Regions from separate parts of the Homo sapiens genome. Here region 1 is linked to region 2. Evidence: read pairs that join two places in POLR2A ChIA-PET (ENCODE). Cell type or tissue: GM12878. All regions are shown on one strand. Links, peaks and the distances in the headings refer to the core of each region. The heading gives the core; the rest is flanking DNA. Region 1 overlaps RAB9A (RAB9A, member RAS oncogene family). Region 2 overlaps GPM6B (glycoprotein M6B).

Region 1 (11,198 bases), core at 1,921-9,920, 81 kb before region 2:
GTGAGGTTGGGCTTGGAAAGCTTTTTGTGAGAAAAGTCAGTTTCAACACTTCGATAGGGGCAGACCTGGGGGGATCATTGACAAAGTGACAGTTACATTGGATAAACTGAACTTGATGAAGAGCTGCCTGCAGTGTTGAGCTGGTGACAACTTCCCTGCAGAGTGGTATTTGGGAGCCTCTAGTCTAGTCGAGTCCTATATACCGGACATAGCTGCCCCTCTTTAAATATATCTTCTTAGGAAATCCTCACTCCTTGTAATTAACTTCTCTAACAGTCGAGAAGTTTCCTTTTGCTGTGGCTCCATGCCTTGTGGAGCCCCTCACTCAGTGAGTTTGTATAGTTCCCCAACCCCTAGCTTTGTCTGCTGTAAATTAAAGACATTTGGTTTCTTATCGAACTGGAAGGGAGGCCTCAGAACCAATGTTTCTTTAGGTGATAGCAGAACGTTGCAGATCATTTTTGATTTGTGTTTTGCTGCTTTAATATATTTTTCTGACATATATGTTCAAATTCATTCCTTTCATAATTTGTTTTTCTTCCTGAAATATCTACCTTTAATTCCCCATGTTCTCATCTTGTGACTTTTATCTATGTCTTTGCATTTTAATTCTGTCTTCCAAAGTGCACTCTATTGTCAAAAAGTATTGTAAGTACCTTTTACAGGTAAGTGTCATCGCAGGTAGATTTATGCTTGGTTCTTAAAACTTAAGCAAAACAAAAAAAAATTATTCTCACTTCTCAGGACTAGCAGTTTCCCATGAGTAAGGCTGTTCACTGAACTATCACAGTTTATGGTCAAAGTGTGATATTCATAAAAGTCTCATGGGTGAGGGAGAAAAAGAGGAAATTCTGCTAAAGACAGAAACTCTTGAAGGGTGTTATGAGCTACAGAAATGGATCACACATAACATACAAATGATGCAGGCATGTAGCAATCAGTTCTTGGTGTCCAAACTCCTTAAGATCTGATGAAACATTTTTTGTTCTTTCCAGAAAAAAAGCGCAAGCACACAAGCTTCCACCAATGCTCTCATCCTTATTTCACATGTGATTCTAGGGAGTGTATTTTCTCCCTGAAGCTCATTTCATGGACTCCCAATTAACCACACTCTAGGCCTGCACTGTCCAACACAGTTCCCACTAGCCTCATGTAGCAATTTAAACTAGTTAAAATTAAATGAAAAATTCAGTTCTTCAGTTAGACCAGCTACTTTCCAGTGCTCAGTAGCCACATGTGATTAGTGGCTACCATATTGGACAGTGCAGATTATAGAACATTGTCGTCATTGCAGAAGGGTCTGTTGGATTTTGCTGCACTATATAGTTTCATGATGGTTTAAGATTTAGTTCCTTAACTAAGTCTTCTTTTTCTTTTTTTTCTTTTTTTTTTTTTTTTTTTTTTTGGCCCTTCTCACTTCCTCCTTTCCCACTCCCCCCACCACTGTTAGTGATTAGTTAACATACCTACAGAGGTGCCTTGTTTTAAGAAAAATGTTAACATATTTCTTAAAAGTTAAGTTAGCTGATTCAGCTTCAAAAAAAGTTACTTAATTGAAATAAGTTCTTTCAATAGGGGAGGTGCTCTGACATAGCGATAGTATGGTTTGATAATACAGTTTTTCTCCTCTAGCTGCCTCCTGTTCTTGAGGTAATGCTCAGTGATTAACTAGATAGGACTAGATAATTTATTTCACCTTGGCAGGTCTTGCCTCCAAGTTGGCCTATTCCTATGGTATTTCCTTTTCTTTCTTTTGCTTCTTCCTGCACACTAAGTATGGTATTTTCTGACAGTATTTTTCTTAATTCTTTATTTATTTTTCTTGGTAATTTCTTGCTGTAGAGCTGGTACCCATTAGACATAATGACTTTCCTTGACTTGCTTCTTGCTCATAAATTTCTGTAAGACAATCAGGAAGTTTTTAGAAACAAACAGTGGAACCAATTAGGCTGTTAAGTGAGACACGCCTAAATTAAGCTATGAGGAAATAAATACAGCTCCAGCAAAAATAGAAATAATTTTCAGATTATCCATGCTTTTGTTTCCCTGGTTTTCTTTGAACCTCATTTCCTCAAGCTATGAAGTGAAATGAAGTGGTAAGTACACCTCTAAGTAGGACATTCAGGGTGAATCCAAAGGAACTTGTGAATTTGACCAAAAAAAAAAAAAAAATCTGTTCCTAAATTTAAACCAGGAGTGATAAATTCATTTTAAGTTTTTGGAGGGGTTACAGAGTATGTGTTTTAAAATCTCAAGTTTTGAGAAGGCAGTTTACAAATGATGCCTGCTCTCCCTTTGGCAGCTTATTAAGGAATGTAGTCGTTTTTCAGCATTTGCCAGCTCCCTGTCGCAGTCAGTCAATAGTACTTATTTTAAAGTGGGATTCTCATTGGGATTGCAAGTAAGAATCAATGTTTTTGTTCCTACCCACACATTTTAATAGACCTCAAAAATAGAATGCGGGGAGAACTGATAGAGAAACAAAGAATTTTAGGTACAGAAAGCACAAATAGAATAATAATAGAATAACAAGAATAAAAGAGGAAGTAATATACTCTTCGTTCTCAATGTAGCATTTATTTGCACCTCACCAAATGTAGAGCATTGTACGAGAAGTGGCAGAACAAAAAAGGGACAAGTGAATGGATGCAATTAGGTGTTGTGTGTCCCTCCCAGGGAGTTGACATTGTAATTAGGAAACAGACACATACACAACTGAAGGTGATTAGAGCATAAGTAAATGAGAGCTGTAAAGAGGTGGAAATGATGAGAGCAAAGAAAAGAGAAAGATTAGGTTGCTGGGGCGGTCCTGGCTTCCTACATGAGGTAATCTGGACTAGGCTTCTGATGACTAAGATTGTCATAGCTGTCGAAGTAGGGAGGGGCCTCCCAGGCCAAAGTAACAGCCCGAGCAAAGATATGGACAGAAAATGCCAGTGATAGGTGCGGGGATGGTGAGTAGTAGGGATATAATTGGGACAGGCTTGTAACTGACATTGAATAGCTCTTTGAATGCCATGCTCAAAATCCTGTATAATAAAAATAATAAATAAATGAATTTAGTTATCTGTCAGAATGGAGACAATTAGATCCAGGACCAATAAAAAAAGTCTAACTTCAGTCACATACACAGTCATATTAGAGATTTATATTCTTTTTTTTTGGAGACAGAGTCTCACTCTGTCACCCAGGCTGGAGTGCAATGGCACAATCTCGGCTCACTGCAACCTCTGCCTCTCCAACAATCCTCCTGCCTCAGCCTCCCAAGTAGCTGGAACTACAAGCAGGCACCACCACACCTGGCTAATTTGTGTATTTTTTGTAGAGATGGGGTTTCACCATGTTGCCCAGGCTGGTTCCTGAACTCTTGGGCTCAAGTGATCTGCCCATCTCGGCTTCCCAAAGTGCTGGGATTACAGGCATGAGCCACCGTGCGTGGCCAGCAGATTTAAATTCTTGATGCTTGGACCTTGAGGCTTTCTATTCTTCCCCTTGGTTTATTGTAGGATGTGGCTTTGGAAGCCAGCAAGGGGTTGGAGAAGGCCAGAGAAAAGGGTACTACTGATAAACTATTCATGAACAATTGATAGTATAAGATAAAAGTACATAATGGAAAAGTTGGGAAAATAGTGTTATAAGAAGGAAAGGGTTAACATAAAATGTTCTTTTGTCTTTTGAATTTTGCCGTATCTGCTGGCAATGTGGTTCATTTGTTTTCCTGCCAGTGACCTGCTTATCCAACTTTACATTCGGATTAGTGTATGACACATACAGCATATGTTGGTACCGGCACGTGGTGTGGGAATCCTAAAGTAGTGTCTGTTGTACATGTAAATGATTTATTTAAAGGGATGCTGCTGAAGGGACAAGGAGAACATTTGTAGCTCTAGTAGTGTAAATCTAATTCTAGGGTCATATTTTTAATTCTCAGGAGATTTGCACATATATTTTCACATACAGTAAAAATTTTTTTTTTTTTCAAGGTAGGGTCTCACTCTGTCACCCAGGCTGGAGTGCAGTGATGTGATCACAGCTCACTGCAGCCTTGACCTCCCCAGGCTCAGGTGATCTTTCTACCTCAGCCTTCTGAGTAGCTGGGACTACAGGCATGCGCCACCATGTCCAGCTAATTTTTGTATTTTTTGTAGAGATGAAGTTTTACCATGTAGCCCAGGCTGGTCTCAAACTCCTGAGCTCAAGTGATCTGCCTGCCTCTGCCTCCCGTAGTGTTGGGTTTACAGGCGTGAGCCATGGCGCCTGGCCGAATTCACCCTTTTAAAGTATACAGTTGATTGGTGTTTATAGTATATTCACAGAGTTGTACAACCATCACTACTATCTAATTCCAGAATATTTTTATTACCCCCCCAAAAAAACCCCATACCCATTAGCAGTCCCTCCTCCTTTACCTGCCACTGCCCCCCGCCCCATCCGTTGACAACCATGAATCTACCATCTCCATATTTGCCTATTCTGAACATTTTATATAAATGGAATCATACAATAGGTAGCCTTTTGTTCTGACTTCCTTCACTTAGCATAATGTTTTTGAGGTTTATCTACGTTACAACATTGCATGGATGTATGATGCATTTTATTTATCCATTCATTAATTGATGGACATTGTCTTTCTTTTTAGGGGAAGGTGGTTTGATAATAGTATGGGTATGCATTTTTTTGGTGCAATCTAAAACATTGACAACTCAGAAATGTATGGACATTTCTGTAATTGGATAGTACACATCCATGTAATGTGGGTTAAGAGAGCATGTTTCACTTTTATTAGACATAGTAGGCATGTCAATTACAGAATTCCTTATGGTAAATGGTAGAGGCACGCACAGGATGGTTAAGAGTGTCGAGGAAGGGGGTTCAGTTGGAGATGTCCAGTAGGTGTTCGGGAGGAGGTGAGGTCTAGCTGCATCCACACGGCTGACTAGGAGTTAGACAGGTAAAGGGCCAGGGATTTGAATGTGAACAAGGTAAAACACGAAGTCATATAGTAAATATCTTACTGGAGGATCAAGTGTGAGGTATAACCACCTCAATTTTCATTCGTAAGCCCAGCTGACACTGTTAGTGGAGAGGGATCATAGCAGCATCCATCCCAGCTTGTCCAAGGCCTTCCTCCCCACCTCACCCACAGCCCTTCTCCCATTGCATCCAGTTAGCTTTCTGGACTCCTTATCTGACCAGGTCACCCACTGCTGAAGCTATTTCAGAGGGTCCCCATCATTCCTAGAGTACAGGCAGAAATCCTTTCCATGGCTTCTACTCGCCTCCCTGCTCCTGGGCCTCTTCCTTCAGTCTTGTCTTTGTAGCATACTCTTCACTCTCTAGCCTCCGGGTGCTCAGGCCTACCTTGAGTTCTCCCAGTTCATGCCAGGGCCAGGCTTCTTTGGCAGGGCTTTGGCATGGATTGGTTCCACTTTCTGGTTCCTGCTCCCTCCTCTTTTCTCATAGTTTTCTCTTTCTCCTGCTGAGCTTAGCCTGTGGTCAAACCTACTTCCCCTGGGTCAAATCTCCCTCCAGCAGAATCAGACTTTAGTGAGGGCTGTGTTCTCATGGCAGCACGTGGCTAAAATGATCATGGAGACATTGCTTTGGAACACATCACACTAGAAACCGATGTACAGTCTCTCATTAACACAGTGTAACACAGCCTAGTTTACCTCTGATATTAGAAGTTACCTCTTTTTCCTTAACTGTAGCTCAGCAAGTGAAATAGTTGGCCTGTGTTACAGGATCATGTTTGCATGTAAATTAAGTCCCCCAGGTGGCTGGACTCTCATGGACTCAGGCAACTCCGTAAGATAGTGGCATGGGGAATCTGAGTGTGATTGAGAGAGCCCCAGGTTTACACATTGTGTGTCTCACTCACTGAGGGAGATGGTGGGCAGAATCCCTTGCACTATTTTAAGGTGTTCTTCGATTTTTGGTTGAGTGTGAATAGTTGTACTTTGTACCATATACCTCTCATTTTGTGAGGTACAGTTGTGACTTAAATGCATTTTTGTGTGGATGTCACAAACTTGGGACTGTATGTGTGGCTTGTATCCTCAGGGTCTGGCTCATAGTAGGCACTCACTAAATACTTATTGAAAAATTCCTTTCCCAATCGTTCTACCAAATGGTAAGCTTCTGCAAAATTTGACTCATTTCATGTAAAACATTTTTTAAACTACTTAAACTCTAATAAAGCATAGACACTCACATGTGCTTTATGCTACATGTCAGTAAGATTGGAGATTACTAGTTCTGTCAGGTTAACCTTGCTCTTGAGCAGATTTTGAAATAAAGCAAGTGGTTGAAAGATTCTTACCATTTGCAATTGCTTATTTTCATTCTACCTGCAGCAACAACAGTAGAATCTCAGAAACAGATGCATAGGCAGCTGGGATTGACGTAGCCTAGTGGGTTAAGTGCCTGGGCTTTAGAGTCAGTCGGCCATGTTCATATCTTACTCCCACCTTTTACTAGGTGTGTGACCTTGAGCATGTATGTAACCTCTCTGAGTCAGTATCGTCATGTGTAATAGGTACTAAGAAACTTGTGAGGAATAAACACAGTGTTGTAGCTTGCATACCATACTGGGCTCAAGGCTAGCTGCTGTTGTTGTTGTTTCATCTTCAACCCCAAATGTCAGGATTTTGAAGTCTCATTTTATTATTGATTGAATTTATAAGTTAAGGACTGCTGTATGTAAGTCCCACAAAAATGCCCTTTGCTTTAAAAAGTGGTTGGTGGGGAGAGTGGTTGAAACCTTTGGTTCAGACCAATAGAGGCTAGTACTTTAGCACAGTTCCACATAGTGATCACTGGGAGACCTTGACATTGAATTTGATCTGTAGGACTAGGATCCTTCAGCTTCCTAATGTAGGCCTGTATCATCCTCTAATTTGTTCTGCCTGTTGCCCTTACTGAAGGTTGATGTAAGACATGACCATAGAAAGAACCTGTCTGTAAAACTGCCAGTGAAGACTTCTTCATGTATTCATTTCACAGACACTCTTGCACTCCTGTAATGAGCCTGGCACTGTGATGAAACACTTTTCCCGTGTCGTTTGAGTGCATCTTCTCAACAACCCTAGGAGGTAGGTACTGTTGTCACTGTTGTTCCCATGAGGCTTCAGGATGTTAAATTGCTCGTCCATGGGGCTGTGCTCATGGCATTTGGTGCCAGGAAGAAGTTTTCTTTTCTGACAGTGTGCTTTGATTTGCACAGAAACAAGAGCGTTTTCATTTTTGCCTTGGCTGCCCTGTAGGTGGGCTACCTTGAGCCTTAGCTTGACCTTTCCTATATCACGTTGGTGCCCCTCCCTCACATGGCCCTTTTCTGTCTTCCCTTTTGTGTTATCTTTATTTTATTCTCTGGAATATGACTCATTCTGAGCCACCGAAAATTTGGGCAAGTTTTGAAGAATGAATGAAATATTACACATTTCCTCTTGATATAATTTCATAGCTATCTCTGAATATAAAACTTAGAAAAGAAGATGGGTAGATGAAAAACTTTTTGAAAAATGCAATGATTAAAGTAGAATATTGATTGTATGACTTTTTTGGGCTGAGAAAGGTCATGGATAGTATTCAGGTTTTTAAGTTAAGAATCTGGCTGTTAATAGAAGTCAGATACTGTACTTTAACATTTTAATTCTTCATTTTACTCTTAAAATTATGAAAACATACACTGCTAAGGTGAGCTTTCTAACTTTTTTATGTAGATAATGATGCTTGAATTGAACAATTAAATTAAGGTAAAATTTATGACCTATGTAATATGCTTTTCTTATATAGATTTCTTTCTTTCTTTTTTTTTTTTTTTAGATAGAGTCTAGCTCTGTCCCCCAGGCTAGAGTGCAGTGGTGCAATCTTGGCTCACTGCAACCTCCACCTCTCAGGTTCAAGTAATTCTCATGCCTCCGCCTCCTGAGTAGCTGGGATTACAGGCATGTGCTACCACGCCCGGCTAATTTTTGTATTTTTAGCAGAGATGAGATGAGGTCTCACCATGTTGGCCAGGCTGGTCTCGAACTCCTGACCTCAAGTGATCTGTCCGCCCCAGCCTCCCAAAGTGCTGGGATTACAGGCATGAGCCACTGTGCCTGGCCCCTTATTCAGATTTCTTTATAGAATTTAGCAGAATTACTAATGTTTAACCTTGGTGAAAATTGCCTTTGGACAGTCATTTTAAACTGTGAAGTATAAGAGACTTCACGTTACCTTTTTAGGCAAATTTTGAAAATAACGTAGTAGGATCCCTTTATTTATTTAACTTATACTAAAGAAATTTCAAAGGATTTTACTGTTTTTAAAGAAAAAATAATATTTTTAATGTCCATAAGCTGATTGTGGTTATATTAATGTATAGATCAAATGAAACTGGCTTTTGTTAGATGTCACTGGTAAATAAGATGGTGTGTACAATGATTTATATCACCATGTGTGTTTTTATACAACTCTAGAGTTAGAGAGATATTCATGTAGAAATTAATTATTTTAGCAAATGCAAATATATTCCCAAATAGGAATATCTGGTAGGCCTCAAACTGTAGATGGGAAATGTAAAAAATTGTACCCTATACTCTGTTTCCTGGTGGGCTGGCATACCCCAAATTCATTTGGTCAGAATGAGACAAACTAAGAAGTCCCACATTATTATGAAAAAAGAACTGTCAAAGTGTCTTGGAAAAATTACAAATTACCACTTTCAAGGAATTTCTACAACTTAATTTAGTAGATATATGCAACCAATAGTCTGGGTGGGGTTTGTTAGATTGCATGATCTGGCTTATAATTTGATATAAAGATGCTAAAAATTCAGTGATGTACAGTAAAACTTTGTGTCTGGTAAGGCTGTTAGATCAGTAGAGACTTATTAAAATACTGGAATAAATTATGTCTGTTGTACTCTCATAACACAACATGGAAATTGTGTGAAAGGAACAACATTGGGAGAGTTGCTGGGGCAGGGTTCCCAGTGGAGGTGACCATGCTAAGCAGTTCTGAAGGCACAGCGGTTCATTGGGGGGGTCACCAGCAAGGAGCAGCATATGCCAGGGTGGAGGCAAGAGGGTGTGGGGTGTGCTGAGTGAGTGGAATTGAATTTTAGTTCCGGGTGATGGTGCATTCAGAATGACTGAAGCAGAGACTGTGAGGGGAAGGTGGCTAGAGTGAGGCTGGCCAAGAGCAGGGGCCAGGTGTCTTGCCTTAGAAGTTGGACTTAGTCCTGGATCTCTGGGAAACAACCCGCTGAAGAATTCTGAGGAGACATTAGATAGATGGTTCCCCTATGTCAAAATAGTTGGTTTGCTTTTATGGTTTTCAATCTTTTCTTTTTAAGTTGTTGAAGCAAGATGCCAAAGAATTAAAGCAGCCAATTTAGCACATTGTTACCTATGTCAGGAAAGTAAGGGGCTTGGGACTGTTGCAGTTTCCTCTTTAACATTAATAGTCTGGATATTGAGCAATACATTTGAAATTGAAAAAGTCTCTCAAAAGGTATGCACCTTAACTGCCACACACTTGTGTTGGACAGTTTAAATTGTATTAATATTAATTATAGTAGTAATTACTGTAGTATTAATTTGTTTTGTTTTTTGAGATGGAGTCTTGCTTTGTCACCTAGGCTGGAGTGCAGTGGTGCAATCTCAGCTCACGGCAACCTACGCCTCCCAGGTTCAAGGGATTCTCCTGCCTCAGCCTAGTACCTGGGACTACAGGCGCTTGCCACCACGTCCAGCTAATTTTTTTTTTTTTTTTGTATTTTTAGTAGAGACGGGGTTTCACCATGTTGGCCAGGCTGGTCTCGAACTCCTGACCTCAAGTGACCTGCCCGCCTCAGCCTCCCCAAGTGCTGGGATTACAGGTGTGAGCCATCGTGCCTGGCCTGTAGTAGTAATTTGAAAGAACCAGTAAGAGGTAGGGACTAAGGTATGTCCCATCATTTTTTAATAGTATTTCCCATTCACTTGATTTCTCACTATACAAGCCACTACAAGGTTTTTATCAGAACAGTGGAGCATGTGGCTAGAAGTGCAGAATTCCTACATGTTACAGTAAGTGTTCAGTTACACTATAGTTGCTCACATTGCATATAACCAGGAGACAGCCAGATAATGTTTACTGCAGTGATTTTACAAATTCATCCTGGTCAATATAACAATTATTGTTCATGTCTTTATTGCCTTCCCATGGAGGGATTCATAATACCTACTTTCCTATTAAGGTTATTGACCAAATTTGCTCTAGATCTGTGCTCTCCAATTGGCTCATTAAATGTGGCTATTTATTTAAAATTGAATAAAATTTAAAATGCGGTTTTTCACTTCCATCAGCCTCATGTCAAGTGTTCCACAGTCACATGCGGCTAAGTGGCTGCTATATTGGACATTTCCATTGTTGCATAAAATTCTCTTGTACAGTGCTGCTCTAATAGTTATCTTCTTATATACATTTTAGTATACTTAAAAACCATTTAATACTAAAGTACAGATTAAATGATATAATCTGATTCGAAATAACTGGGGAGAAGGGAGAGTTGGAGGGGTTATGGAGGAAACAAGATTTGCCATAAGTTGATAATTGTGAAGCTGGGTTTAGAGTTCATGGGAGCTCATTGTATTGTACTCATTATATAGAAATTTTGTACATGTTTTACATTTTTCACAATAAAAATGTAAGCAGAAGGATTAACCAGGAACTGTGCTCCCACCAGCACCTAGAAGTAGCTGTCTGTCAACGGGCATCTGAAATCTCACCCCCCACAGGCTGGCTCTTGTAGTGTAGTAAAGTTTTTAATCCTGCCACAGGACTTCTAAAGAACACATATAGTACCACATTTTCATTTAAGGTTTATTTCATTCTACCTGAAAACACACAAGTAGCAGCAGTCTCATGTTCCTTAAGTGTTTGAACTGCCCAAGTGAATCTTGTGGATAGAATGTGCTAGATTATATTAAAAATTCCATTGCTGCTGACATTAATTTGAACAAATTCAAAATAATGTTCTTAATGAAGAGAATAAAGTCCATTTACTCAGTGGTTGGTTCATACTTTATTTCACAGCCAGGTAAGTCAGTTTCTGTCTCTGGCTTTCCTGGTTAACAGCACCTGTGTCTGAAGAGAGGTGGAGGGAGTAGTAGAGAAAGTCCCTGGTAGGAGAGAGGCCTTAAGTGAACACCATCACTGTGCACTGA
Region 2 (16,175 bases), core at 1-8,000:
CCTGAAGTTTCCACCCAGAAAATAGCATATTGAAGGGAAAAGTATAAAATTACTCTAATAGAAGGGATGAAACAGATCATGACAATTAAAAGGATGCGCATGTAATAATTAGGTCCAGACATATGCACGAGAGGATAATGAAATAACTGGGGGAGGGGTGAATTAGAAGGAAGTACCGTATTGTCGGATATCCACACAGATCTGCTCCACACCCGTGGTCCCGTTGGTCTGCGGTGACTTGATGACTTCACAAGTTGACCATATGTTGTAGAACATAAACACGGGCACCGCTGAGAAACCAAACACACCCAGCCAGGCCACTCCAAGCACATAGGTGAGGAAAACGAACTAGGCCAAAACAAGAGGAAGGACAATCATCACTGAAACAGGTAGATGTGTGTCCCCTAAGTGGAAGGATTGTGCATTTTCAGGCCCAATACTGACCTGTGGAACACATTGTGGGGACCCTCGCCCCGGCATTGGTAGCAAGAAGGAAAAGCCAGCACGGGAGCAGGGGAAGTAAGAGCCAGCCACATTCCCCAGAGCTAGAGGATCTAGAATTGGAGTGCCCGAAGCAATGTCAGGGCCTTTCGGGTCACTCTTAACTAACAAGGACAGGAGACCCCAAGAGGTGATCTCACTCATCCAAGGTCACAGAGCTAATCAGTGGCAGCCTCTCAAGAGGTGCTCTTTCTAAATAGCCGTTCTGAAAATGCAGAACATGCTACTTAACATGGGATAGATTCTGGATGTATTCCATATACCACTGAATTATAACTTCATATTAATTTCTCAAAAGTTACCTTTATTTTTCGTAACAGGTTGGCTCACAGAGAATAGCAATTGCCACAAGAAGCCCTCTCAAAAAGAACTTTGCTAGTTTCCTGATTCTGCAAAATTACCAAAAGTTTCAAATAATCACGAATACAAGCTTAATGCTCGATCTATAAAATTCTCATTTTCCTCTACTTTTCTTTTGTCTCTAAGATTCACAGCAGCTTTGCAAGCAAAGCAACGGCTTAGGGAAAAAGCTTCAGGTGTTCACCCACACACTGTCATGGGCAATCCAGGAAGAATAGAATCCCGTTGCTTGGCTTTCCTCTGCCTTGACCACTTTTCAGAGAGCTTTGTGAGGCGGCCTCAAAAACGTGGTATTTGTGTTCTCAGAAGGCGCGCCCACAGAGGGTGTGGAGTGCTAGTTTGGCTTTTCTATTTTGAAGCTGATGGTGGAGACCTGATGGTCACCCCTAACTTTCTGTGCTGCAGGAGATACCTGGGCGGTTGGAGGCCACCTCCTGATGGTCACAATGCCAGGAAACTGCAGAAACGAGACACTTTCCCTTGCACTGCAAGGAAGCATTTGCATCTCCAAAAATATTCAGAGAAGCAGATTTCAGCAGTTCCACCTCCCACTTCCTCCCACTGCTGCTCCAGACTAGGTTTCTTTCCCTTCAAAAGAAAACAGGACCTGAGCAGGAGGGAGCTGGTGGTTCTTGGCTTCAGTGAGCCTTCCCTTCTGTCAGAGGCCAGGACTCCAGAGGGAAGGCCACTGTCCCCCTCCCAGAGGTCCCCGCTGCGAGCTGGCCCTGTCATGGAGGCCTCTAGCGTCCAGAGCTGCTTCCTCAGTGAGTTCCTGGGCACAAACCTCCCACACAGGACTACGAAAGAAAAATCTCCAGACCCCCAAATCACTAAGCCAAAGGGAAAAGTCAAGCTGGGAACTGCGACAGGCAAATCCCCCATTCTATTCCTAAACAAGATAGCACAAAGATAAAGCTACATACCTCCCTCACAATTTGCCCACAAGGAAATTCCTCGTGGACAAAGGACAGAGCTCAAAGTCATCCCTCTGAGGCTCATGTGAGACAAATGCATATCTGATTGCTTCCTCTGCCCTGTCTTTTCACCAAGCCAGACCAGGCATAAGTGACTATTCCTCTACCCTCCTCTCCCATGTGAATTGTATATTCAATGAAAGGCTAATCAGAGACCCAAAAGAATGCAACCAGTTGTCTCTCACCTACTTGTGACCTGGAAGCCCCCTCCCTGCTTCGAGTTGTCCCCACCTTTCTGGACGGAACCAATGTACATCTTACATTCATTGATAAATGTCTCACGTCTCCCTAAAATGTATAAAACCAAGCTGTGCCCTGACCACCTTGGGCCCATGTTGTCCGGACCTCCTGAGGCTGTGTCATGGGTGCATCCTTAACTTTGGCAAAATAAACTTTCTAAATTGGCTGATACCTGTTTCAGATACTTTTGGGTTCACAGGACTGAGGAGACAAAGGCCTTTGGTGATGGAGTGGCAGCTTTGCTTCCCTAGCGGGCAGATCTCATCCACCTTCTCCACCTCACATGACTTTCTGTCCTGTTTCTGTCCCCAGCATCCTCAGCCCTGCCCCGTCACCTGCATCTTCCTCACACCCTCCAAGGCAGGTCAGCATTGTGATCTGTTAAGCGTATGGATGAAACGGAAGCACATGAGGTGCCAGTGGCCAGAGATGCAGACAGCGCATGAATGACTGGCAATGAAATCAAGCAAGATGGTCAAGCTCCTCTCCAGTCTAAGGGGGCTTTCGACTTTCTCCAACAAAATCTGACATAAGAGCTAAAAGCGGGCCATGCTAGGTGGGCTGTGGATCCCTCACAGTGTCCCCATCTCTAGGTGAAGTGCCACTAGCTCAAGTACAAACAAGCTCCTCTCCTCTCCACCATGTACTGTGTCCTGACCAATGCTCAAAGGATCCAAATATGTTAAACATCAGGCAGTGGATGACTTAATGCTGTGCCCTGGTGGAAACTAGACCTCTATTTTTGAAACTTGATGGGTAGAAGTGAGGGGGAAAGCTGTCATTTTAAAGCTGTGAGGAGATGTTTTTGGTTTTTTTTTCCTTTGGAGGAGGATTCCCACTATTTGTGGCTATTTTCCCTCTGCTTTCCACAGGCATTTTATTTAACAGCTGCCTCCTTCCCCTACAAAAGTAACCATTCCCCTGACTTGTACAGGAGGCTGAGGCAGGAGAATCGCTTGAACCCGGGAGGCAGAGGTTGCAGTTAGTGGAGATCGCGACACTGCCCTCCCCAGCCTTGGAGACAGAGTGATGCTCCGTCTCAAAAAAAAAAAAAAAAGAAAAAAAAAAAAATTCTTGGCTCTTGAGCTGTACAAAAACAGGTAGTAGGTCAAATTTGGCCCACAGCCCCTAGTTTGCTAACCCCTGTCTTAGACTATAAGCTGCTTGAGAAAGCAGCCTGTGTTTTAATCTTTGCACCTCTAGTGGCTAGCAAAGCCCAGCTAGGCGCTCTGTACAGCAGGTACTGGTAAGTATTTACAGAAGGATCAGGACGATTTTCCATGGTTCATGTATGTCTTTATGGCTATGATCCATATTTAAAGACAACCAAAGGGGAGCACTGAGACCACATGAAAGTTACCTCCTTCTATAGTGGGAACTTGGCATTTGAAAAATCTTCAGCACCCTTTTCACCTTTACACTGATGAAAACATTTGATTTATTTCTGCCAGCCATAGACTTTAGTTTACTATCAATAGCATGTTGAAGGTTTTTATAGTCCTAACTCTAAATTGGTAAAGCCAATATTTGTGTCATGGACCCTCCATTCACGCTCGATACCTGGTAGCTTTTGCCAAATACAAGGAAATACATCAAGGCATGGCTCTGGTTGTATATCAAACAATCAGTTATCAGAGGTTCAACTCACCATTCCACTGATGCATCGGCCACAAGCGGTTGTTTTAAACTCACCGTGCAGTTCTTTCACTGCACTTGTGGTGTAAAAGCCTTCTGCCAACAGAATGATCCCATACAAGAAGAAAAAGGACGCAATTCCATAGATGACATACTGCATCAGTTGTATCCTACAAAGAGAAGAAGAGATCCTGAACCATTAAATTCACTGCCTGGTAGTGACTACGTTTCTGGACGCTGGAGAGAGGACATGAGGGGGATGTTCCTGTGAGTGCGTCACTCGCCCCACTGATGGCTTTGATGGACTTGTGGGGCATCCTGGGCGGCATCCCTGCCCATGTCCCAGCAACCTGGGCCTTCCTTCCAAGGTGGGAATGATGTTTCCTTTGCTCAGGGCAGCATCCAGTTGTAATCTTTTAATCCTTACCTGAGTCCTGGGCGGCAAGGGTTAGAATCCTCATTTTGCACATAAGTAAAACACAGGCATTGAGGAGTTAAGCTCCTCATCGGAGGATACACAGTTAGTGGCAAAGCCAGCATCTGAACCCTGGCCCAATGGACAACATGTTCTTTCTGCCCTTTCAAAATGCCTCCCAACCAGGCCTAGTGGTTAATGTCACTCTGATAAAACCCCTAAGTAGGCACTCAGGGCTTCTTTAGGGGGTAATCTGGGGAGATGTCTTTTGCACTGTGACTCCCACCACACAAATAGTAGTAGGTCGAGTAGGTTTAAGATACAGAAAGTTAATTCACAATGCAGTTTGTCCCACAAAAGCTAACAAAGACAAATGACATGTCCTCAGCCTTCGGCTGCCCACTGGAATCACCTGGGGAGCTTGGAAAATACTGGTACCTGGATCCCGCCCCCAGAGATTATGTCCTAATTGGTCTGGGGTAAGGCATGGGGATTTTCTTAAAGCTTCTCAGAAGTTTGAGAGCCACAGACTGAGATCACTACCTAATTAAATCAACACACCTTTCCCAGGTTCAGTCTTGGTAAACATTTCTTCTTTGCACATAGTTGGAACTCAGTGAGTCCCCTGTCCTGCTTGAGCCCTCCTTATAATCTCCCCAACCTGTGTTCATTTCTTTGGAGGTCATTTGTGAACAGATAAGAAAGAATAAAATTCCCTAAGGACTGAAGAGTCTCCAACATGACTCCATGACCATTCCATAAAAATTCATTCATGTCTTTTTCAGTCTGGTGAAGAAGTTTCTTATAATCATAAGACACACTAACACTGGAACTTTGGGATTCAAGGGAAGAAAAAGAAACGGTAGAAGGAAATGGAGAAAGGGGAAGACATGTGAAGGAAATAAGTAGATTGCTGCTGAGCTTGCACAGCTACAAGAATCTATGTGTGGGAGTCACTGCGACTCCATTGAGAATGTTTCCAGAAAGAAAGGCAGAGATCTGCTGCTAAACCCCTGGACCTTCCTCTCTTCTGCAATGGAGGATGCCCTGGGATCTGCTCTTCTGCAATGGAGGATGCCCTGGGATCTGCTCTTCTGCTGGAAGAGTTAATGTTAAAATACTGCTCCTGTAGGCTTAGAGTTGGGGTCAGTCCTCAACAGGGCTCCTACCATTCCAGGGATGGTCACTTCCTGGGAGAAAGCTGGAGGCATCTGTTACTTGGGAACAACACAATTCTGTTGAGACAATCGGCAGCATCACCTATCACCATGTCACAGCTCCCCATGTCCACAGCTACCATGTGTGGAGTGTCCTATGTGTGCACCTTACCATTCCCAAGTAACATTCCACCCTGGGGCCTAAACAGCTACCATATTCTAGGCCCTTTCTTTTTCCTTCTCTCATGAACCTTTTTCTAACTACATAAAGTGAGCTTTAAGTAAAAGCATTCATCTTCTGCTAGGAAAGCACACTGTAGTCTTTCTGAAAAACATCATGAGGTGGTTGCATCTCAGATACTTTTTTTTTAAACAAAGTATCACTCTGTCACCCAGGCTGGAGTGCAGTGTTGCCATCTCGGCTCACCAGCTCACCGCAACATCCACCTCCTGGGTTCAACTGGTTCTCCTGCCTCAGCCTCCCAAGTAGCTAGGATTACAGGCACGCACCACCACGCCCAGCTAAATTTTTTTTTGTATTTTTAGTAGAGGTGGCGTTTCACCATGTTGGCCAGGCTGGTCTTGAACTCCTGACTTCAGGTGATCTGCCTGCCTCAGCCTCCCAAATTGCTGGGATGACAGGCATGAGCCACCACGCCAGGCCTTAGATGCATTTTTAAAGGGAACCGGATACTTACACCTCGCTCAGCAAGGCATGGTCACTGGCGTTGGTGGAGAAGTGTTGCTCAAGAATCGCCACGGTGCCTGCGAGAGCCACATGCCCACAGCCGCAGAATAAGGCCACCCCGGAGAAGCAGAGGATGGTGGCCACCAGGGAGGCGTAGGGGACTCCTCCCAGACACTTGATGCAGCATTCAAAGCAGCCTGAACCCAAAGGAGAGAAAATATAGCCGTTACGGGCAAGAACACCTCTGGTCTTCAAGAATACCCCATATTCACAGAGAAGGCTTACAATTTTCCATCTCCCCTCTCAGGCTCTATGGTTAATATTAATACTTCGACATCCCAAGGGCCAGTGTGGTAGTTACCGTGATCTCACATTCTGCGGTGAGGACCCTGAGGCTCCAAAAGGGAATGTAACTTAATTTGCTCAGAATCTGGAAGGGTAGTGAATGGCAGAGCAGTCAATTGACAAAGAGTTATAAGGTAGTTACAGTTCTAGAGCTTCCTGATCGACTGAGTGGTGGGGGGAGCCCCGCTCAAGTGCCAACAAGAAGCACTCATTCCACTAACACAGTCAAAAGAGAGGACAGCAGTGAAGCTGCAGCTCTGTGAAGAAAAGCAACAGTCAGGTCGTCTCCAGCCTCACAGTTCTGGGGTTTCAATACGTCTGCTGCTGTGGCAACCAACGGCTTTCCCCAAGCCCTGGACCTCCGGGGCAACTGGGAGAATCTGATACAGCAATTATGCCGTCGCCAGGTTCAAACAAATAGCAAGGTGATTGTTTTGGAAAGGTCACAGGTATTTTGGTCCATAATTCAGTGAAGAACAAAGTCACCAAGAGCCACTCAAGTGGGTCTACTCAAGTTTCATTCAAGTTGACATCAGAAATTATCTCAAATTTTTAATAAAAATGCTTCCCCCCAGCCCAGTCAGCCCAAGCAATTCATTCACAGTCCTCCTCCTCCCCGGCTTCCACCTGCCCCCTTCCCCGACACACACGTTCAGAGTCAGAACCCAGAACTGGTGGGTGATATTTAAGTACTTGAAGGAGAAAAAAGAACAGAAGAAAAAAACAAAACCAAAATGAACATCCATGAAGTGGAATGAAGGAGAGACAGCCGTAAGTCACTCTTAATCTTGAAAAGACGAGACTTGTATTCATTTTTAAAATAAACTTTTACTTGAGATGTCCATAAAGACCTGCCTCAGGGGCAGAGCCAGGTGACGTTTTCAGTTTGGAGACATTTACGTTTCAGTAAAGGCAGCACTGGCCTCAGGATAATGTCAGTACCTCTCCTAACCTCCTGTCTCTGTTTATATTATCCAGACCCTTAAGTAAATGGCTTGTCGGGGAAATTGAACTTTAAACGCATTATGGTGTTTAGCAGCAATCAAGGGCACTTCATTACTTTAGGGCAAGCACATTAAGCCAGCAAAAAAAAAAAAAAAAAAAAAAAAAAAATCCCCCAAATGGTCTTCATAGTTGTCATGGAATGACAACCCAGCATAAAACACCATAGATGAATGTTTTCATTTTAGTGAGCATTCCTTTTAAACTAGCATTCGCTTAAACCTATGGAAAGTGACTATGAAAACTCATTACTAGATTTCTCTTTAGTTCATTAGAAAATAAAAAATATCAGGGCTTCATAAGAAAGCTGTGCTTCCTTTAATTTCAAAAGATGAGCAGCTGTTTTTAGGAAGACCAACTTCCCTGAAGTGGATTGGGGAAACTATATAAAATGGGAACCATCCTGGCTAACACAGTAAAACCCCGTCTCTACTAAAAATACAAAAAATTAGCCGGGTGTGGTGGTGGGCACCTGTAGTCCCAGCTACTTGGGAGGCTGAGGCAAGGGAATCGCTTGAACCCAGGAGGAAGAGGTTGCGGTGAGCCGAGATTGCGCCACTGAACTTCCAGCCTGGGCGACAGAGCAAGACTCCGTCTCAAAAAAAGAAAAAGGGAACCAGTGCACAATATGGTTCAAGTTCACTAGCAAGTCAGTATCTTAAAGAGCTTCAGACACTTGGGATTTGTGAGCAGAGATGTTAGAGCTCAATCTTATTTTGTCACATGACTTTCTGGGGACTGAGGTGAGAGGAATGCAACTCAAAGTCCAAATTCTCTCCAGGTTCCCAAACTAAGAGAAACTAGAATCCTTGGCCTTGACGTATCTCATTATAAAGAGAAAACAGACATGGGTATTGTATCATCCACAACCTCCCCACATTCTCAGCCTCTATGATCATGTTAAGAAAAAGATGAATGCCTGCTTTCCTGGCTAACAAAGTTGTATCTGGTTCTTAAAGGATAAAGATGTGAGGCCTTGGGGCTGTGTGGTCCAAAATGGTAGCCACTAAGACATGTAGCTATTTACGTTTATTTAAAATTAAATAAAATGAAAATTTCAGGTCCTCTGTTGCACAAACCACATTTCATATGCTCAAAAGCCACATGGACTAGTGGCTACCGTATTGGACAACACAGATATAGGACATTTCATCATCACAGAACACACTGCTTTGGAAGATACATTTTGAATTGTCACATATTTGATTTTCTATAACCCAGGAGCTGGGTTCTAACTGGGTTTTCTGTTGGATTTCATTAATTCAGTATTTTGTGAAGACCTACTGGGTGCCAAGTACACAAAACTGAAATAAGATACCTTTCTGGCTTCAAGATAAATCCAATACTGCAGGCAGACAAGTAACACAATTATTATAGTCCAGCATGATGGGGGCAAAGATACAGACCCCTGCAGAGCCAGTGGAAAGAGAGTGGAGAGAAGGGGGACAGGGAAGATCAGAAGGGCAAATAATTCATACTGGATGGGTCCTTCTACAGAAAGATCTAGTATCCAGAATACTTAAACAGCTGATGTGGTGACACTGATATATAACCAGATAAAATTGTTCATTAATTCTCTGTGTGTATATATAGATGTATACATCTATATATATTTTTAAACTAAACCCACACCCTTTTTCATCATTTGGAGTTAGGGTTAGGTGTTATGGTGCAGCACACTCGCCCTTTAACGATAGAACTCATCCTTCCAAATCCACAGTTGCCACTTCAAACGGTCTTTCATCCAAATGGTTAGAGCATTCCAAAGAAATATCACAGCTCTCCCAGGCTCAAAAAGCCAAGTGGGGTTAGAAGAATGATGCTGTTCAATCCCAAATTCAATACTAGATCAAAGCTAAAGTTTCCCTCCAATTTATATCTCTCAAGGACTCTGTATATACCTCATGCTGTGGATCTAGTTTTATAACAGCAGGGAAAACCAGGAACTCAAGAATTTGGGGGATCACTTCAATGAATCATGCTCTCTCAGCAGATGCCAATGCTCTTAGGTTTTCAGCAGATGATTTTATTTGTGGCTGTAGGAACCCTGGCTCCTATAGAACAGAAATCACCATCTTTGCTCCACTGGCACAGATAAAACTCTTACGGACTGTGCCAGCCAACATGACTAGAAGCTAGTGACATAAAATATGGGAAAAATTTATAGGACATAATACAGCTGGATGTAGAGCTTATTCTAGCTTGGTTGACCAGTTATCTTCAGGGTTAAGATTGCATGTGTGGTAGATATCCAACAATCTATAAATGGATCACTCTCCACTGTATCTTCTATGTCAGTATAGAAGCCACCTCTGGTCACAGTGTGCATGATATCTTTGAACACTGGGCAATTTAGTCACATATCACACACTCATCCTAGAGGAACCAAAACTGCTGCAAAAAGTTAGTAAGAAAAAGCTAAATGTGTTTATTTAGGAGCTAGAGGATATAGGTAATATAGGAGCTAGACCACCTAGGGCTTTCCAGGCCACCTTAAGAATTCTGGACTTTATCTTCAAAATCATGGGAAGCCTTGACCAGGCGCCGTGGCTCACGCCTGTAATCCCAGCACTTTGGGAGGCCAAGACGGGCGGATCACGAGGTCAGGAGATCGAGACCATCCTGGCTAACACGGTGAAACCCCGTCTCTACTAAAAATACAAAAAATTAGCTGGGCGTGGTGGTGGGCGCCTGTAGTCCCAGCTACTCGGGAGGCTGAGGCAGGAGAATGGCGTGAACCCGGAAGGCGGAGGGTGCAGTGAGCCGAGATTGCACCACTGCACTCCAGCCTGGGTGACAGAGCAAGACTCCATCTCAAAACAAAAACAAAAACAAAAACAAAAAGACAAAAAAAACAAAATCATGGGAAGCCACTGCGTTTTTTTTTTGTTTTGTTTTGTTTTTTGAAACAGGGTCTTGCTCTGTTGCCTAGGTTGGAGTGCAGTGGCACAATCACTGCTCACTGCGGTGTTGAACTCTCTGGCTCAAGCGATCCTCCCACCTCAGCCTCCCAAGTAGCTGGGACCACAGGCCCATGCCACTGCACCCAGCTCATTTTTTATTTTTTAATTTTTTTGTAGTGACAGGGTCTCCTTATGTTACCCAGGCTGTTCTCAAACTCTTGGGCTCAAGTGATCCTCCCGCCTCGGCCTCCCAAAGTGCTGCAATTACAGGTGTGAGCCACCATGCCTGGTCTGCCAGGGAGCATTTTTAAGCATGGGAAACAGATTGGGGTTGTGAAAGATCACTCTGGATGATGTGAAGGGATATATGGATCTGTAGCTGAGAAGAGCTGAACTTGGATGCTGGCAGCTTCTACTGGGCAACAAGGAAAACTATCAGAGGTCAAGAAAAGATATGAGTGGACCATTTGTCATTTGTCAATTCCATGTGCTTTGCAAAGTGTGTTCATTGGACCAGCAGTGTCAGCTTCAGCAGGGAGGAACTTGTGAGAAATAAAGAATGTTGGAAGTGACCCCAGACTGAGTCAGAATCTGCATTTTAACAAGGCCTCTGGGGTGATTTGTGTGCACATGAAAATTTGAGAAGCCCATTTCTAGTCAACAGTGGCATCTTCCCGGTCTCAGGTGTGGCATCCTGAGTCTGTTTGAAGTGCCTGCTTTCATATTCGATGGTGTGTGATGTTTTTTCTCTAAGACGTGGCCCACTGGGTTTGGCCATAACCCTCCAGTCACTTGTGAATCAAATGGCAAGTTCCAAGGACTACAGTTAAGAAAAACAAAATGTTCCAAGTTGTCCAGCCATCTTGAAAAGAGTGCAGCTAGAGTGCATTTTTGTGAGCCAAACAAGTACTGTTAACCTTGGAATTTTTCATGCTTTAGTGTCATGCCATAGACAGGGTCTGAGAAGACGGGAATTGAGTCACCTGAGAAAGCAGATTTCTAAACACACACACTCCAACCACCCCCTAAAGTGCTGGGAGTGCCTGTGCACAAAAAGGAAGTAGATCTGGGATTCAGGCTGTCCTTAGTAGTCATAGGCAAGCTGATGTTTTTAAATATAGGGGTGGTGCCAAGTACCAGCAGAACACCATGCTGTTAAAAGTTTACGATAGCTAAGGAAGATCAGTGCTTTTCTTGGATGCTCCTATAAATCCACAGACTGAATTTTCCCAAGCTTCAAACCAGCAATGACAACATTGGGTAACGTGAACGAGAAAAAATAAGGAAAGCATTTTTTTGATGACTGTGATGTATTCATGTAAAAAAATAATAATCAATGCCAGGTTTTTTTTTTTTCTTTCTTTCCTGAGAAAGAGTCTCACTCTATTGCCCAGGCTGGAGTGAGTGGTGTGATCTCCGCTCACTGCAGCCTCAACCTCCTGGGTTCAAGTGAGTCTTATGCCTCAGCCTCCCTAGTAGCTGGCATTACAGGCACATGCCACCACATCCAGCTAATTTTTTGTATTTTTAGTACAGACGGGGTCTTGCCATGTTGGCCAGGCTAGAATGCCAGGCTTTCTAGCACATTTTACTAGTAATTCTCAATACCTCTCACCAAACCCTAAAAGCCTCTGTTGGGCTGTCTTATGCCTTCATTTAGCTGGCCTCTGGATAAAAAGAATTTTAGGTTTTGATTCACACAAAAATTACAGTGTACATTAGCCTAAGACAGTTTAAATATAAGCCATGTAGTAGGGAAAAAAAAAATACACATCAATGCCTTTAAGTCTCAAAGGCTATTTTGTCTCCAGTATCCCTAGAACCTTTTGTGCAGAACAACAGAATAAAACACCTTTTGTCCTCAGGCTTGTGGATGGCCGTTGCCATGGCTGTGAGTTCATAATGGCCAAGTGATTTGCCCAAGTTGTCTGTGATCTTGGCTGCAGATTTAATGCTGGCTCAGACGTAGGGCTGGCAGGAACAAGGGCTCAGATTCTTCCCCAGGGAATGAATGTCACACATACATACACACACACACACACCCTCCCAAACACCCCCCAACAAACACCACACAAAAAAACCACCCCCTTACCTCTCTACATGGGGCCTTCCTTGCTATATTACTGATTCCTAATGAGCCACAAAATTAAAAAGAAAAGATGCAGGAACCAAGCTTTACAACTTTCAAGCAACAAGCAATGGGAAAATGGAGAGGGCGAAAATCCTAAGAGAAGCAGCAGTGAATGTCAGTGGACAGAAGCTTCCCTGATTCTGAGCTGGCCAAGCAATTCTCAACAGGGGGTGACTGTGCCCCTCAGGGGACATTTGGCAATATCTGGAGATATTTTTCGTTGCCAAAGCTGGGGGAGAGGGTGCTTCTGGCATCTAGTGAGTAGAGACCAGGGATGCTGCTCAACACCCACAGTGTACAGAATATGCTCTTATAACAAAGAATTACCCAGCCCCAGATGTCAATAGCTCCAATGTGGAGATTCTCTGAAGTAGCACAAAAAACATCTACATCGTTTAGACCACTGGTTCCTAATCCAGGCAATTTTGCCACCCAGGGACATTTAGCGGTGTCTGGAGACAGTTTTGGTTGTTACAACTGAGGGTGGGGGACACTACTGGCATCTAGTGGGTAGAGGCCAGGGATGCTCCTAAACCTCCTAGAATACACAGGACAGCCCCCATCCCCAAATAAAGAATGGTCACACCCAAAATGCCAATAGTGCTATAAACCAAAAATAAAACTCTGGGCCGGGCGGGGTGGCTCACGCCTGTAATCCCAGCACTTTGGGAGACCAGGGCAGGCAGATCACGAGGTCAGGAGATCGACACCATCCCAGCCAACATGGTGAAACCCCGTCTCTACTAAAAACACAAAAATTAGCTGGGTGTGGTGGCGCATGCCTGTAATCCCAGCTACTTGGGAGGCTGAGGCAGGAGAATCGCTTGAACCAGGGAGTTGGAGGTGGCAGTGAGCTGAGATTGTGCCACTGCACTCCAGCCTGGCGACAGAGCGAGACTCCGTTTAAAAAAAAAAAAAAAAAAAAATTCTAAGCACCCCCCACCCCACCCCCAACCATCTGAATAGATTCCTGGTCTCTGCCAGGGGGATTCCAAAGTTAGCCTGAAAAAACTAGTTCAGGCCATGATTGGAAGGGAGAGTCAAACATACCTCATTATACCCTCCTCCCTTCTGGAATTCAGGAAAAGCCAACCAGCATTAACATCAACAGACCTTAAATCTGCTAAGAGACATTTACAATCTATTCTCTCTGAAGCCTGCTACCTGGAGGCTTCACCTACAGGATAAAACTTTGCTCTCCACAACCCCTTATCATCATAACCCAGACATTCCTTTCTATGGATTCCAGGTCTTTACATAATTTTTAAATCTTCCTATAACCTGCAAGCCACCCTCTGACCCCCTTTGAGTTGTCCTGCCTTTCCAGATTGAACCAATGTACATCTCACAGGTATTGATTGATGTCTCATGTCTCCCTAAAAGGTATAAAAGTAAGCTGTGCCCCGTCCACCTTAGGCACATGTTATTAGGATCTCCCGAGGCTGTGTCACAGGTTCTTAAGCTTGCTAAAATTAACTTTCTAAATTGATTGAGACCTATCTCAGATAGCTTTGGGTTCACAGTGCCAAGAGTGAGAAACCCTGCTCTAAGGTTACAATACATAATTCTGGTCTCAGACATTTGGTGACACTGCCAAATTCTAAAATCTTAAAAAGAAATGCTTAAAAGAAAACTAACTTTCTTGGAAAACATTATAGAGCAGAGGTTCTCCATTTTTCCTACACATTGGAATAATCTGGGGAGCATCTGAAAATCCTGATGCCCTGGCTTCACCCCAGACCAATTTTATCAGAATTTATTGGGGACGGGACTCAGGAATTAGAGGGTTGGGGTTTGTTTTTTTGAAGCTCCCCCGGTAACTTCAATGAGCACTCAGTGTTATATAGCACAGGTCAGCAAACTGTGGCCCACCAGCTAAATCTGGCTCTCCTCATGGCCTGCAAACTCAGAATGATTTTGACATGATTCCAAGTGGTTACTTTTTTAACCGCTTAGAATATATTAAAAAACCTATTTTGTGACACATGAAAGGTACACAAAATTCAAATTTCTGTGTCTATAAATAAAGTTGTATTGGCACACAGCCACGCTCATTCATTTACATATGGTCTATGGCTACTTTCAAGCTACAAAGGCAGGGTTGAGTTGTTGCCACAGGTATTTACTATGTGGCCCTTTAAAGGAAAGTTTTGCAGACCTCTGTTAAAGAGCAGTGGTTCTCTCTCTCTCTCTCTTTTTTTTTTTTTTCCCAGATACAATCTCACTCTGTTACCCAGGTTCAAGTGCAGCAGTGCAATCTCAGCTCTCTGCAACTTCTGCCTCCTGGGCTCAAGCCATCCTCCTGCCTCAGCCTCCCAAATAGCTGGGACTACAGGAAAACTTTAACCTGCGTATAAATCTCCTCGGGACTTCATTAAAACGCAGATTCTGTTCAGGCAGGTCTGGAAAGGACATTGAGCTCCCAAGAGATTCTATCCTGCCTGCCCACCAGTCTCACTCTGAGCCAGGAGTGGGCCCTCAAAGACGGTCTGTGCAGCCCCGGCAGACCTCAAGATCCTTGCAGGAGGACTGTGAAGCCAAAACTTTTTATAATAGCACCAAGATGTTATTTACTTTTTTCACTGCTTGACATTTGCACAGTAAAACTGCTGATGCCTGAGCGTGAATCGGGCAGTGGCTCCATAGTGTACTTAGCAGGAACACATTCCTCACTACCACGCGCTCGCAAGAAAATAAATTAAAAAGCCAGTTTCACTTCCAAATGTCCTCGATGCAATAAAAAATTATTAATTTGATTAAATCTCAACCCCCGAGTATGTGCCTTTCGAACAGTTTGTGTAATGAAATGAGTGAGAGGATGCAGAGAGCCCTTCTACCACAAACCAGCGTGTGACAGTGGGCTGCAGGAAACATTCTTATGTAACTGAGTTATGAGCCAAACTTGTACCTTTCTGGGGGCAAACACCCCCTTTCTTGAAAGAATGCCTGACAAGATATAGTTTTTTAGACTTAAGTATTTGGCAGAAACTTTCCCAAAAATGAACAGCTTGTCACTTCAAAGAAAACAACTGATAGTATCTGTTGCCAATCAATTTTGGAAAACTTGTACCTGCCATAGTGAGACTGACAGCTTCCAAATACTTACCAGACTTCTTGATGAAATTGGTGGTGACATTAACCAATGAAATTTTTTTGACATGGTTTAATTAAATGTGTCAACGTCTGGAAGATCTGCACAACTCAGAGAACCAATATTTTCCAAATAGCCAAGGGAAAATAATTCTTGAATATAAGAGTCAATCAAAGTGCAAGATCAAGCAATGAATTTTAGTGGAAAAGAGTACAAAAATATCATCAATATGGTTTCAGATTCCACATTACAAGTAGTCTTTAAGAAACCACTAGCTGCTGAATTTTGGTGTAGTATCAAGGAAGAATTTCATAATTATCTGCAAAGGCCATTAAAACACTCCTCCATTCTCCAAGCACATACCTGTGAGAAATTTGAGTTTTCTTCATATACTTCAACCAAAGCAAGATACCCCAAGATGCCTCTGAATGAATGCAGAGGCAGATGTAAGAGTCCAGCTGTCTACTGTTAAGCCAGATATTAAAGAGATTTGCAAAAATGTAAAACAGTCCTATTCCTCACACTAAAATATTATTTTCTTTTTGAAAATCGTTATCTTTCCTAAACATTACTTAGGTTGACATATAATGGATTTGCTATTATTTTAAATGACTAAGTTTATTATTAAGTAATAAACTTCTCAGTTCTAATTTCTTTTCTTTTTTTTTTTTTTTTTTTAAGATGGAGTCTCGCTCCATCTTAAAAAACTCAAAGGCTGGAGTGCAGTGGCACG

What was found. Peaks named below come from ENCODE experiments on the same cell type or tissue, not always from the same donor. Only the 100,000 strongest peaks of a DNase experiment are listed, where the experiment ranks them.
Region 1: POLR2A ChIA-PET joins it to region 2 with 5 read pairs; 3 of 35 experiments call an interaction of 5 or more read pairs at or near these places.

Annotation. Positions count from the first base shown.
Region 1 is chrX:13,696,809-13,708,006 of GRCh38, forward strand. RAB9A (RAB9A, member RAS oncogene family) reads left to right here. Exons shown (of 3, transcript NM_004251.5): 2 at 7,006-7,094. Among named protein-coding and RNA genes, the nearest start is that of RAB9A, 13 kb to the left of the region's middle. In GM12878, for the core only: no CTCF peak of the experiment used is centred there; no DNase peak of the experiment used is centred there; H3K4me3 peaks cover 2,519 bases; H3K27ac peaks cover 3,315 bases.
Region 2 is chrX:13,779,642-13,795,816 of GRCh38, forward strand. GPM6B (glycoprotein M6B) reads right to left here. Exons shown (of 8, transcript NM_001001995.3): 3 at 5,981-6,167; 4 at 3,724-3,880; 5 at 177-348. Among named protein-coding and RNA genes, the nearest start is that of GPM6B, 29 kb to the right of the region's middle. In GM12878, for the core only: no CTCF peak of the experiment used is centred there; no DNase peak of the experiment used is centred there.